2 separate regions of the Homo sapiens genome follow, and region 1 is linked to region 2. Evidence: read pairs that join two places in POLR2A ChIA-PET (ENCODE). Cell type or tissue: endothelial cell of umbilical vein. All regions are shown on one strand. Links, peaks and the distances in the headings refer to the core of each region. The heading gives the core; the rest is flanking DNA.

The links. ChIA-PET counts read pairs that join two places held together with the same protein. Peaks named below come from ENCODE experiments on the same cell type or tissue, not always from the same donor. Only the 100,000 strongest peaks of a DNase experiment are listed, where the experiment ranks them.
Region 1: POLR2A ChIA-PET joins it to region 2 with 5 read pairs; 2 of 35 experiments call an interaction of 5 or more read pairs at or near these places.

Annotation. Positions count from the first base shown.
Region 1 is chr5:73,520,501-73,526,497 of GRCh38, forward strand. No RefSeq gene overlaps it. Among named protein-coding and RNA genes, the nearest start is that of BTF3, 25 kb to the left of the region's middle. In endothelial cell of umbilical vein, for the core only: no CTCF peak of the experiment used is centred there; no DNase peak of the experiment used is centred there.
Region 2 is chr5:73,367,492-73,373,488 of GRCh38, forward strand. No RefSeq gene overlaps it. Among named protein-coding and RNA genes, the nearest start is that of LINC02230, 33 kb to the left of the region's middle. RefSeq lists an enhancer at 2,637-3,836. In endothelial cell of umbilical vein, for the core only: no CTCF peak of the experiment used is centred there; DNase peaks (open chromatin) are centred at 3,370 and 3,980; H3K27ac peaks cover 2,163 bases.

The DNA.
Region 1 (5,997 bases), core at 599-5,598, 150 kb after region 2:
AAAGGTTTCTTTCTCCTAAGTTATAAACAAAGGCAGGAATGTATTAGAACTTCTGTTTTGCATGGAAACAGGCATTCTTATAAGTTATATTTTGAAACTCACCATAGAGAAACAGACTAAATAAAGACCAGACTTGACCTAGTATTTTTCTGTCATCAGCTCCAAAGTAGCAATTTAGTTTCTACAAAACATGTCCATCACATTAATTGAACATTGAAATTTTGAATTTTATTAGTTACATGGTATTTGGTTTCAATTTTTTTCTTTAATTACACAGTAATTGCTATGTTTTGGATGTATATGCCCCTATGAAATTCATATGCTAAAATCTAATGACTAAGATGATGGTTTAGAAGGTGGAGCCTCTGGTAGTGATTAGGTCATGAGGATCAATGAGGGCTCCAGCCTTGTGAACAGGATTAACGTCCTTACAAAAGGCTGCAGAGAGCGGCCTCGCTCTTCCCCTCTTCCACTGTGAGGATGCAGCAAGAAGGCGCCATGTTGGAAGCACAGAGCAGCCCTCACCAGAGACCGAGGCTGCTGGGGCCCTGATCTTGGACTTCCAGCCTCCAGTACTGTGAGAAATAAATTACTATTACTTACACATTACCCAATCTGTAGTATTTTGTTACAGCAGCCCAAATGGACTGAGACAGTAATCTACAATCATGGAGCTCATACAATGTTTTATATTTGTAGATATTGAAATAACATTATTATAGAAATGAAAATGATGGCAACATGTTGAGAGCTGGAGCCTGCAATAACTTTTCAAGAACATGAAGGGGTCCATCCATCACTTGGGTTTGAGGAACAGACAGCGGAGGACCCTGCCTCATCTCCTTCCGCTCCACGACGTCTCATGTCAAGAGCTGCTCGGCTTCTTTTGCTCCTCTCTCCTCTTCAGCATATCAGCCCTTATTCTTCTGTTACTGTGACTCCATACTTAGCTCTTGAGCACCTTAGCGGGGGTGTCCTTCTTGGGAAAAGTTTTGGAACCCTAATTTAGTCCAATTACCATAATTTACACATGAAGGAACTGGGGCCCAGATGGATAAAGTGACTCATTCAAGGGCACTGGAGATTGGAGCTGGCTCTCCTGATCCAAAGCCCAGAGCATAGATCCCCAGGAAAAGCACAGGGAAGCAGCACTTGCTACTTCCCACAGACCTGCTAATTTCCTGTTTCAAAATGGGAGCAAGGCTAGACCACAGTCATGGGTGCAAGGCATTATAAGAGGCATGGCACAGTCTGTTCCCAGAAATGCACCATTGATTTGAACACCCAAATGGCTAGGAATATTAAGAGCTAATCCAAACCATCAGAACTGCTGGCTCCAACTCTAGCAAAGAAAAATAAACAAAATCTTTCTAAACTTAGAAATGGTTCAGGATTATTTTTCTTTTTTTTTTCCAGCTCATCAAAGATTAGCTGTAGAGTTCTCTCCACCCACCTCCAACACAGTGATTAAAGGTCCAGCATTGCTGGCCAGGTACGGTGGTTCATGCCTGTAATCCCAGTATTTTGGGAGGCCAAGGCGGGTGGATCACCTGAGGTAGGGAGTTCGAGACCAGCCTGGTCAACATGGTGAAACCCCATCTCTACTGAAAATACAAAATTAGTCAGGTGTGGTGGTGCATTCCTGTAATCCCAGCTACTTGGGGGGCTGAGGCAGGAGAATCGCTTGAACCTGGGAAGCAGAGGTTGCAGTGAGCCGAGATCGCGCCATTGCATTCCAGCCTGGGCAACAAGAGCGAGACTCCATCTCAGGAAAAAAAAAAAAAAAAAGGTCCGGCATCAAAGCCTCCCTCTTCCTCAACAGATATTGTATGATGAAGGGCAGTCACTGCCCTGGGGGTCAGCAAACCTCTGGCTGGACTTGGATCTGCCAAGGAGAAGCTGGGCAGCCTTGGGGAAGCTATTGCTACTCTTCAGGCTTCCATGCCCTCTTCTGTAAAATGACCAGAATTACAGTAGAATTTCAGTGTTTCCTAATCTTCCCTGAAGATAAAAATCCCTTGGCATAGGCCAGGCACGGTGGCTCACACCTGTAATCTCAGCACTTTGGGAGGCCAAGGTGGGCGGATCACCTGAGGTCGGGAGTTTGAGACCAGCCTGACCAACATGGTGAAACCCCATCTCTACTGAAAAATACAAAAATTAGCCAGGCATGGTGGTGGGCATTTGTAATCCCAGCTGCTTGGGAGGCTGAGGCAGGAGAATCGCTTGAACCCAGGAGGTGGAGGTTGAAGTGAGCTGAGATTGTGCCACTGCATTCCATTCTGGGTGACAGTGAGACTTTGTCTCAAAAAAAAAACACTTAAATTTCTGAGCCCCGACCCAAATTTGGACTATTCAGGAAGATGCCTGGTAATCTATATTTAACGTGGTAATCTATATTTAACAAGAGCTCCACCTCATTGTTTTCCACCAGAAAACAGAACTGGATGAGCGGGGCCTAAAATTTGGAATCAGTAAAAGCTCCAGATATACTACAAGTGCGAATATGAGAGGGAGAACGTGGAATTAGTATCAGCCATTCACATGTGACAATAGAGATGTCAGCTTTGTTAGTGAGGCACTCAGCAAGGCTCTGAGGCACTGGGAAAGCAAGATGGGTGAGTTTTCATCAGAAGAGTGAATGGAGAGAGGTCAATGATGTGGTGTGCCCTGAGGGCAAGGGCGGGCCTACAAGGAGAGCCAAGACGATTGGCTTGGGGTGCCAAGGAGCAGCCACGCAGTTTCCAGGGAGACTGGTGGTAGGCATGCAGAGGAGGCCTGAGTAAGCCTGGAATGGAGCCCTCTACACGTCTTTCAGGGCCTCAAGTGGAGCTGGCTCTATTGCTGCATTTCAGAGGATGGGTGTTTGTCCAGTGTGGCGTATGGATTAGTGGTAGCCTGGCTTCAGGGGAATCAACTGGTCTCTCCTGATTACACGTCCTAACTATGGGAGGCCAAGTTCCATTTGATGTCTTTATGGGCGGTAGCACCATCATGACTTTCCGGTCAGATAGAGATGAGGGATGTTAAAGAAACATTATTCAGACCCTTTGTATTGGTGGGTTCTTGCTTTGCTACAAGGAAATACCTGAGGCTGGGTAATTTGTAAAGAAAAGGGGTTTATTGGCTCACAGTTCTGCAGGCTGTACATGAAGCATAATGCTAGCATCTGCTTCTGGTCAGGGCCTCAGAAGCTTCCAATCATGGCAGAAAGTGAAGGGGAAGCAGGTGGTGTCACATGGTGAGAGAGAGAACAAGAGCGAGAAAGGGGAGATCCCAGACTCTTTTAAAGAACCAGATCTCTTGTGAACTGAGTGAGAACTCACTCATCACCAAGGGGATGGCACCAAGCCATCCATGAGGATCTGGCCCCATGATGCAATACCTCCTACTATGCCCCACTTCCAACATTGGGGATCACACTTCTACATGAGATTTAGATGGAACAAACATCCAAACCATATTACATTTGTGAAAACAATAAGAAAGACTTCATTAAAGACTGTTGAAATAGAGAAGAAAGACTGAGCTCAACTCTGAATATAGCAAAGCCAGCTGGGAATTTATAGCCAATGAGTCAGAGTGAGGGGTCAGAAGATGGAAAATTATTCAGAGGAAACTGATTAGACATCAAGGGTAGGTGGATTCTCAATAAACTGGCTTAGGGGGATTCTTTGCTAAAAGTGGGCTCAGCAGACAAATGTCAAGGTTGAGAGGCCAAGGTGAAGGCCTAGTCGAGAAGATGGCTCAGAGGATCCCAACTAATGTTTGGCCAAGGAGGAAGTCTTTGTCAGGGGTACTGAGACCTCCTATGTTTGAGAGGAGTTAATAAAAAGCTAATGGGAATGTGAATTTCTTTCTGTTCAGCTAAGACGCTGGCTGACAAGAAGAACTATGCTTACATAAATATGGAAGATTGAACTGAGCGCTTATACTGCTTGACAGAGGTAATATAATAACAATAAAATAGTAATAATACATTATAGCTCTCAATTATTAAATAATCAACGTATGTTAGTAACTTTTTGTACATTATTCCAAATCCTTAGAATAATCCTGCAAAGGTGGTGTTATTATTTTCATTTTATAGTGCAGAAACTGAGGCTCAGAAAAAGTCTTTTCAAAATCAGGAATTGAATTCAGGTCTGTTTGGTTGTAAAACTCCAATTCTTTTCAATATGCTACTTTTTTTTTTTTTTTTTAAAGACAGAGTTTGTCTCTTGTTGCCCAGGCTGGAGTGCAATGGCACAATTTTGGCTCACCACAACCTCTGCCTCTCAGGTTCAAGCAATTCTCCTGCCCCAGCCTCCCAAGTAGCGTGATTACAGGCATGCGCCACCACGCCCAGCTAATTTTGTATTTTTAGTAGAGATGGGGTTTCTCCATGTTGGTCAGGCTGGCCTTGAACTCCCTACCTCAGGTGATCTGCCCACCTCGGCCTCCCAAAGTGCTAGGATTACAGGCATGAGCCACCACACTCGGCCTACAAATCTTATACATAGCAGTTGGTAACTGAAATGAATTTGTAAAGTGATTGAATACATGAACACATGAAGTTTATTTCAAGTCTAAAGTAGGTTTCCAGGTGAAAGGATTCTTTGTCCCTAACCATTCTCAAAAATTCTGAGGCTCTCATCCACATTAATATCCCCCACCCTCTGCCATTGTTTTACTGCCTCAACTTCAGCAGTGTAGATTTATTAGAAACGTGACTGAGGTGTGTAACAGGAAGCGTTGCTTGACTTGAAGGTGCTAGTCTTATCAAAGGAAGGCATATAACTTAGTGAGCAACTGGGAACTTGGGAACCCTGCTGACCAAGGAGGACTTGGTGTATCATACAGACCTCCTTGGTGTGCTGATGTCCTAGGGTTCCTGACTGATTAAAGGATGCTGGTTGAAGTGGTGAAAAAAGAGGGGGTGTTTGTGCCTCACATGTGGAAGGCCTTCATTCCTCAGTCTGCTGTCTATGGTGACACAGTCTGTTCCCAGAAATGCACCACTGATTTGAACACCCAAATGGCAAGGAATATTAAGAGCTAATCCAAACCATCAGAACTGCTGGCCCCAACTCTAGCAAAGAAAGATAAACAAAATCTTTCTAAACTTAGAAATGGTTCAGGATTATTTTTCTTTCTTTTCCAGCTCATCAAAGATTAGCTTTCAACACCAGAATGTTTTATTAAAATTTTTCTAATTAGCCTCATCATTCTGTTAATCAAGCTTGTTACAAGCATGGCATCTTTATATCTGTTTTGCTAATCGACATCTTTCAAACCATGTTGACATTTCAGTGGCTTTTGAACTGCTCCCCCTCCATGAAATGGGCCATGTCCTATTTGCTTCTTTGAAGATTGGCTGCCTTTCTTAGGGACATTTTTTTGATACTGATTTGTGTGCTTATAAAATATGCAGTGAGGACAGATGGACAGAAAGCTGGAGTTGGGGAGAAGGAAATAATTATCTGCTTAGTGCAAAGCGTGTACTTGCAAATTTCTAGTTATGCCACAGACTATGAAAGGTCAAGAAATAATGGCATGAACTGTTTAAGCTAACATAGCAGATAAGTTTAAGAGTTTCCACATTTGTTTGTTAATGGAAAATGGTGTCTGGCAATCAACTTCAGAAAAGCGGATAGGTTCTGATGTTAAGAAGGCTGAGTAAAGACTTTTTTACTCCCTTTCTTTCAGTGATTAGTCTGAATAACAACAAGGAGAAAGAGAAACAGAAGCTTGACTTCATCTTTAATGAAACTGGGTGGCATGCATAAACCATAGTTGCAATGCATGAAGACTGAAGGAGGCCGGGTGCAGTGGCTCACACCTGTAATCTCAGCACTTTGGGAGGCCAAGGTGGGCGGATCACCTGAGGTCAGGAGTTCGAGACCAGCTGGGCCAACATGGTAAAACCCTGTCTCTACTAAAAGTACAAAAATTAGCCAGGCATGATGGCGGGTGCCTGTAATCCCAGCCACTTGGGAGGCTGAGGCAGGAGAATTG
Region 2 (5,997 bases), core at 591-5,590:
CATTGTATGGACGTACTGCATTTTGTTTGTCCATCATCAGTTGATGGACATGTAGATTGTTTCTACTTTTTGGCTCTTATGAATAACAGCACTGTGGATGTTTATGTGCAAGTCTTTGTGTGCAGATATTTTCACTTCTCTTGGGTATAGACCTAGAAGTGGAATTGCCAGGTCAGAGACTTCATTATTTCTTGAAATTCTGGTCCTCGGTGCAGAAGTATGGGACAAAATAACCACGATGCTGTGCTTCTTGCCACATTCTTGAATATGAAGCTCTAGGCTCAGAAATGCCATGTGATTTGACATGAGGCCTTGGTGCCTGCAGGAATGTGGTTGGAACCACATACTCCCTGGAAAAAGGAAGTAGAATGTGATGTGGTAAAGGAAGCCAGGCCAGAGTCAGAGGATCTTGCAGGGAGCACCCACTACCCCCTTCTTTATCCCAGCTACTCCTGTGCATGAGCCTGGGGTCCCTCCACATTCTATCCACTGCTGTCCTTCCCAGAAGCACCAAAATATTGGTCAGGTAGTCAAATAAATAGATGGAAAGAGTTAATAAGATATTTTTAAGTACTTGAGAATTTTATTTATTCTTTTTTTTTTTTTTTCTGGAGACAGAGTCCCTCTCTGTCACCCAGGCTGGAGTGCAGTGGTGCGATCTCAGCTCATGGCAACCTCCACCTCCTGAGTTCAAGCGGTTCTTGTGCCTCAGCCTCCTGAGTAGCTGGGATTACAGGCATGTGCCATCATGCCCAGCTAATTTTTGTATTTGTATTTTATTTTATTTTTTTACTTTAAGTTCCAGGATACATGTGCAGGTTTCTTACATAGGTATACAAGTGCCATGGTGGTTTGCTGCATCTATTGATCTGTCCTCTAAGTTCCCTCCCCTCGCCCTGCGCAGGCCCTGCTGTGTATTTTTCCCCTCCCTGTGTCCATGTGTTCTCATTGGCCAGCTCCCTCTTATGAATGAGAACATGCAGTGTTTGGTTTTCTGTTCCTGTGTTAGTTTGCTGAGGATGATGGCTTCCAGCTTCATCCATGTCCCTGCAAAGGACATGTTTCACTCCTTTCTATGGCTGTGTAATATTTCATGGTGTGTATGTACCACATTTTCTTTATCCAGTCTATCATTGATGGGCATTTGGGTTGGTTCCATGACTTTGCTATTGTAAATAGTGCTGCAATAAACATACGTGTGCACGTGTCTTTATAGTAGAATGATTTATAATCCTTCGGGTATATACCCAGTAATGGGATTGCTGGGTCAAATGGTATTTCTGGTTCTAGATCCTTGAGGAATCGCTGTATTGTCTTCCACAATGATTGAACTAATTTACATTCCCACCAACAATATAAACATGTTCCTATTTTGGCCGGGGAGGGGGTGGCTCACTCCTGTAACTCCAGCACTTTGGGAGGCTAAGGCAGGCAGATCACAAGGTCAGGAGTTCGAGACTAGCCTGACCAATATGGTGAAACCCCGTCTCTACTAAAAGTACAAAAATTAGCTGGGCATGGTGCGCGCCTATAATCCCAGCTACTTGGGAGGCTGAGGCAGAAGAATTGCTTGAACCTGGGAGGCAGAGGTTGCAGTGAACCGAAATTGTGCCACCTCACTCCAGCCTGGGCGACAGAGTGAGACTCTTGTCTCGAAAACAAAACAAAACAAAAGTGTTCCTATTTCTCCACAGCCTCGCCAGCATATATTGTTTCTTGACTTTTTAATAATCGCCATTCTGACTGGTGTTAATTTTTGTATTTTTTGTAGAGATAGGTTTTGCCATGTTGGTCAGGGTGGTCTCAAACTCCCGACCTCAAGTGATCTGCCTGCCTCAGCCTCCCAAAGTGCTGGGATCACAGGCATGAGGCACCGCGCCTGGCCAATTTTTGTTAAATTCTTTATCCCTTCATCCATGTGTTCTGTGGTGAGAGCCAGAGAATGACTGGGCTGGACTCCCTGCTAACAATCTGCCTTGGCCTAGTCTCATGTCCAGGTTTTCCTTCTGAGACAAAGAGATTTAGTGACAGTGCTTGCAGCTCCTGGCATAATGCACACTATGACGTTTCTGAATGAATGTGCTACTCTGTGGCCTTCCTCTTCATTCCCTCTGTAAACTGCTACCCTAGCAGAGCGGCCAGAAGAGAAGGCAGACTTTTCCTCTAATACAAGTTTTTACTTTATGTTCCTCTTATCACATCAATTCCATAGGTACTGTTGCAATAGTTCAAATGGATCCTCACCCTAAAGGTGTAGTTGCTAAGGAAACCCAAAGGATGCCAATGGAGGTTGTCTTTTCATTTTGTTGTATTAAGCTTGAAATGTTTCTAAAGTTAATTTTTAAATATTTTTAAAGGAGAGTCTGCATACTACTAGCTATTAAGACAGATATCTGGGAGCAATGTGTCCTAAGCTGCCCCCTAAACCTGTGTAGACCTAGCCTAGGTGGTCCATGCTGCTGGCAGGTAGGAAGGCCCTGTGTCTGCTCACAAGACAACCCAGTTTAATCCCATTTTTCAATGCCTACTGTAAGTGGTGGGAGCTCTGCTAAGACAAGGGGACACAAAAATGAATAAGACACAGTTGCACAGTTCCAGAAATATGTGAAGGAAGCTGGAATATTGGGCAAAAGGGAAAAGTTGAAGGTTTATGAGGGAAAAGGGAGGACAGTAGCCTGTATGGGGTCTTTTGCTTCATCAAGTCCATTGAGGCTTGAAAGCCAGTGAACCACGACATGGAGATTCCTTCTCCCTCGGCCATGAAGCAGAGGGGTGGTGGAGTTCTCTAGACCTAAGAAGTCCACTTGGGCCTTTCCTTGTGGCCTCAGACTCAGCAGGGAGTTCCCTCTCTAGACACTACTGAGATAGCAAACTCTAGATAATTCTCATGGTGGAATTATTTGCTTGGAAAGCAAAAAGATGCTAGGGGCTTCGGCTTCGGCAAAGTTATTTTTGCTACTGCTTCTTTTAGAAATGTGTATATTTTCGTATTATTTAAATCAAGTTAATTCTTATAGTCTATGATAAGTACATTCCCTTCCAATTTTAAGGGCATTAACAACCCAAATATTTATACTGATACACTTAATTAAGGAGGGTGCGGGGGTGGGGACAGTAGAAACAGCTATAAAAGCTGCTCCCTTATGGCCCTGTAGCAGAAAGAGGGTAGGGCCATGCTAGAGGGAGTCACCCCAGCACACTGCAGTCTGGAGGGGTTTCTTCCACTAGGCACTGGGATTCCAGCAATTTTTTCAGATACTTGTCAAGTGCTCTGAAGTCTTTCAGTCACACAGTTGTACCAGGAGTCAGCATTAGTCACATCCGCTGGTGATCTGGCAAATGCGTATGATAATAAGCACTGATTATCAGGGAAAAGGGGTTTCCTGACACAGTCACTCAGTCAGTGATTGTGTCTTTGGAGAAATGTTCTGTTTCCTTTGAGGTACTTTATCTGAAACCACCTTGTAAACATGAACCTTCTTGCTATTGCCCTGAAGTGAGCAACCTTATTTAAGGAAACGAAAAACTTCTCCCAGTGCCGGAGGGTGGACTGGGAAGCAGGTCTAGACATTCATTCTTTGCCTGACCTCTCAAAACCATGTTTGCTTGCTTCAGCCCTCATCTTCCCCTTGGAAGATAGGCGAGCCGAGGCAGCATCCACAGCAGGCTTTCAGCGCTTAAAATGTTAACTCACGTTTTTTCCAAAGTGTGTTTCTGGTTAGTTTAAAGAAGGATAAACAAAATTTAATAGCTGGCAATGAATCACATTTTTTTTCTCCCTAAACGCTATTTGGATCCACTCAAACGGCTGTCATTCTACTTTTGTACAAATAAATAAACCTACTTTTCTTTTGTGCATTTTTCTCTGTCCTGCATTTCCTAAAATACAATTTGTTTGACGGATGAGTCAAGCAGTTCTGAGGTTTGCTTTTGGCTCTGTAGGCAACTAGGTTGTTTTCTCATCATAATTCAATGGGACAAGGTTATCACCCTTACAAACACTAACACCTCATTTAGAACCAGAAGCACCCCCCCAAGAAGGAAGCAATTGTTAATGTTCTCGATATAAGTTTCAGTTGCTACATGTGAAGTTTCCTCATATACACATCTCTGCCCTGCCCTTTCCCTTTGGTTATGCTGGGTATATGCTGTGCACACAGACATTCTGAAGTGAAATTATAGGAAGATGGAAAGTAAACTTCAAAGAATGTACAGAGGAAGGCCCATCATCCACATAGACTTGGGCACTACAAGCAATAACCTAACAAGCAGAGACAAACCTCACTAGCATCTGAAAGCAACATTAACCTAGAAAGTATTTTTTTTTCTGAAATGCAAAACACATCACCATAGATTTTCTAAAAGACAAAGACCCGTAAAATAGCTGAACTGAAATTAAACATATGCATTTTTTTTTTTTGAGACTGAGTCTTGCTCTGTCACCCAGGTTGGGGTACAGTGGCCCAATCTCGGCTCACTGCAACCTCCACCTCCCAGGTTCACGCCATTCTCCTGCCTCAGCCTCCCAAGTAGCTGGGACTACAAAACGTATGCATTTTTTAAGGTAATCGTACTGGAGTAAAACTAAAATATTCTCCAAATAGACATTTCATTTTGTTTCAACTCCCTGGTTAAACAGAGAAGTATCTTTTAAGTAATTGCCCATTGTACTTATAGGTGAGGGAGGTCTGTAAAAATGTAAGTTGAAGGTCTTGTTAAAGTTCTCCTCACTAATGCAGAGACTCTCTGAGCCTGTTCCAAATCCTTTGTTAGTGCTTCTCATATTCAGAAGTGTTGCCTAGGAAAAAGGCAGGAGGGTCCAAGAAGGGAGAGAACCCAGAACCCAGAAGTGGGCTCATGTTTCTGCTTGTCCTCAGCTGGGTGGTTGGGGAAAGAAGAGGGAGAAGCAGGTTTCCACCTGAGAGTTATCTTCCGTCCCTCCTCTCCCCATCTCAACCAGCCAAGCTCAAGCTCAACCACAAAGCCTTGAAGCAACATGGCACAGTCTGGAGATTCTCCCCACCACAGTATTTTAGATTTTTTTTCTATCATAGTACTATTTAAATCTGCCTTTCAGTACTTATCATATCATATTGCGATAATCTGTTTACAAGCCTATAATTATCCTGAGGATAGGCACCTTACCATCTTTGGAGCTCCCAGTATCCAACTCAGAGCATATTAGATAACCAATAAATGAATAAATGAGTAAAAAAATATGAAAAAGCATTGATTAATAATCAGTTTCCTTTCCTAATGTTCATTTATCCATCATACATAATAAAATATATAATTTATAAAGTAATGTTGAGCATGATTAAGTTTTATGAAATTTTGAAAATAGCCTTAGGGGAATTAATCATTATGTCCACAGGGTCCTGGGGTCCAGGAAACCCAGACTGGGAAGTATTGGCCTAGACCAATGGTTCTCAAACTTGAGTATGCATTAGATTATCTGGAGGGCTTATTAGAACACATCAGTGGGCCCCTTCCCTAGAGGTACTGATCCATAGGCCTGGGGTGATGCTGATGCTTCTTGTCTGGGGCCCACGCTTTGAGAAAGATTGATCTAAGAGGATAAGCAGGGGCAATGGATGATGAGTCTGTGGTTTTTCTTCTGGCTCTGCCATCAACTAAGTGGTATGACCTTCAATACACTATCCATTTCATAGCACCCTATGGAGATGGGGAATGACAATGGCTCCTTACATCCACAAAGTACTTTAAGCCACACACTCTGGATCACTTACATGAACACAATTTTCTCAACTTTCTTCATGGGTATATAGGATAAATGTAAGAAAAGAAATATGATGATGCTTTGGAAAATCAGAAGTACCATAGAAACATGCTGTTTTATCATCATATTCTTTTTGGTCTTCTCTTCTTTGCCCTTCTCAATCCAAAATGGCAGATCCTAACGTTGTGTTGGGCTTAACCCACTGGTGTCTTCCTGAGTTGGACTTCTATTTTATTTTATTTTTTGAGATGGAGTCT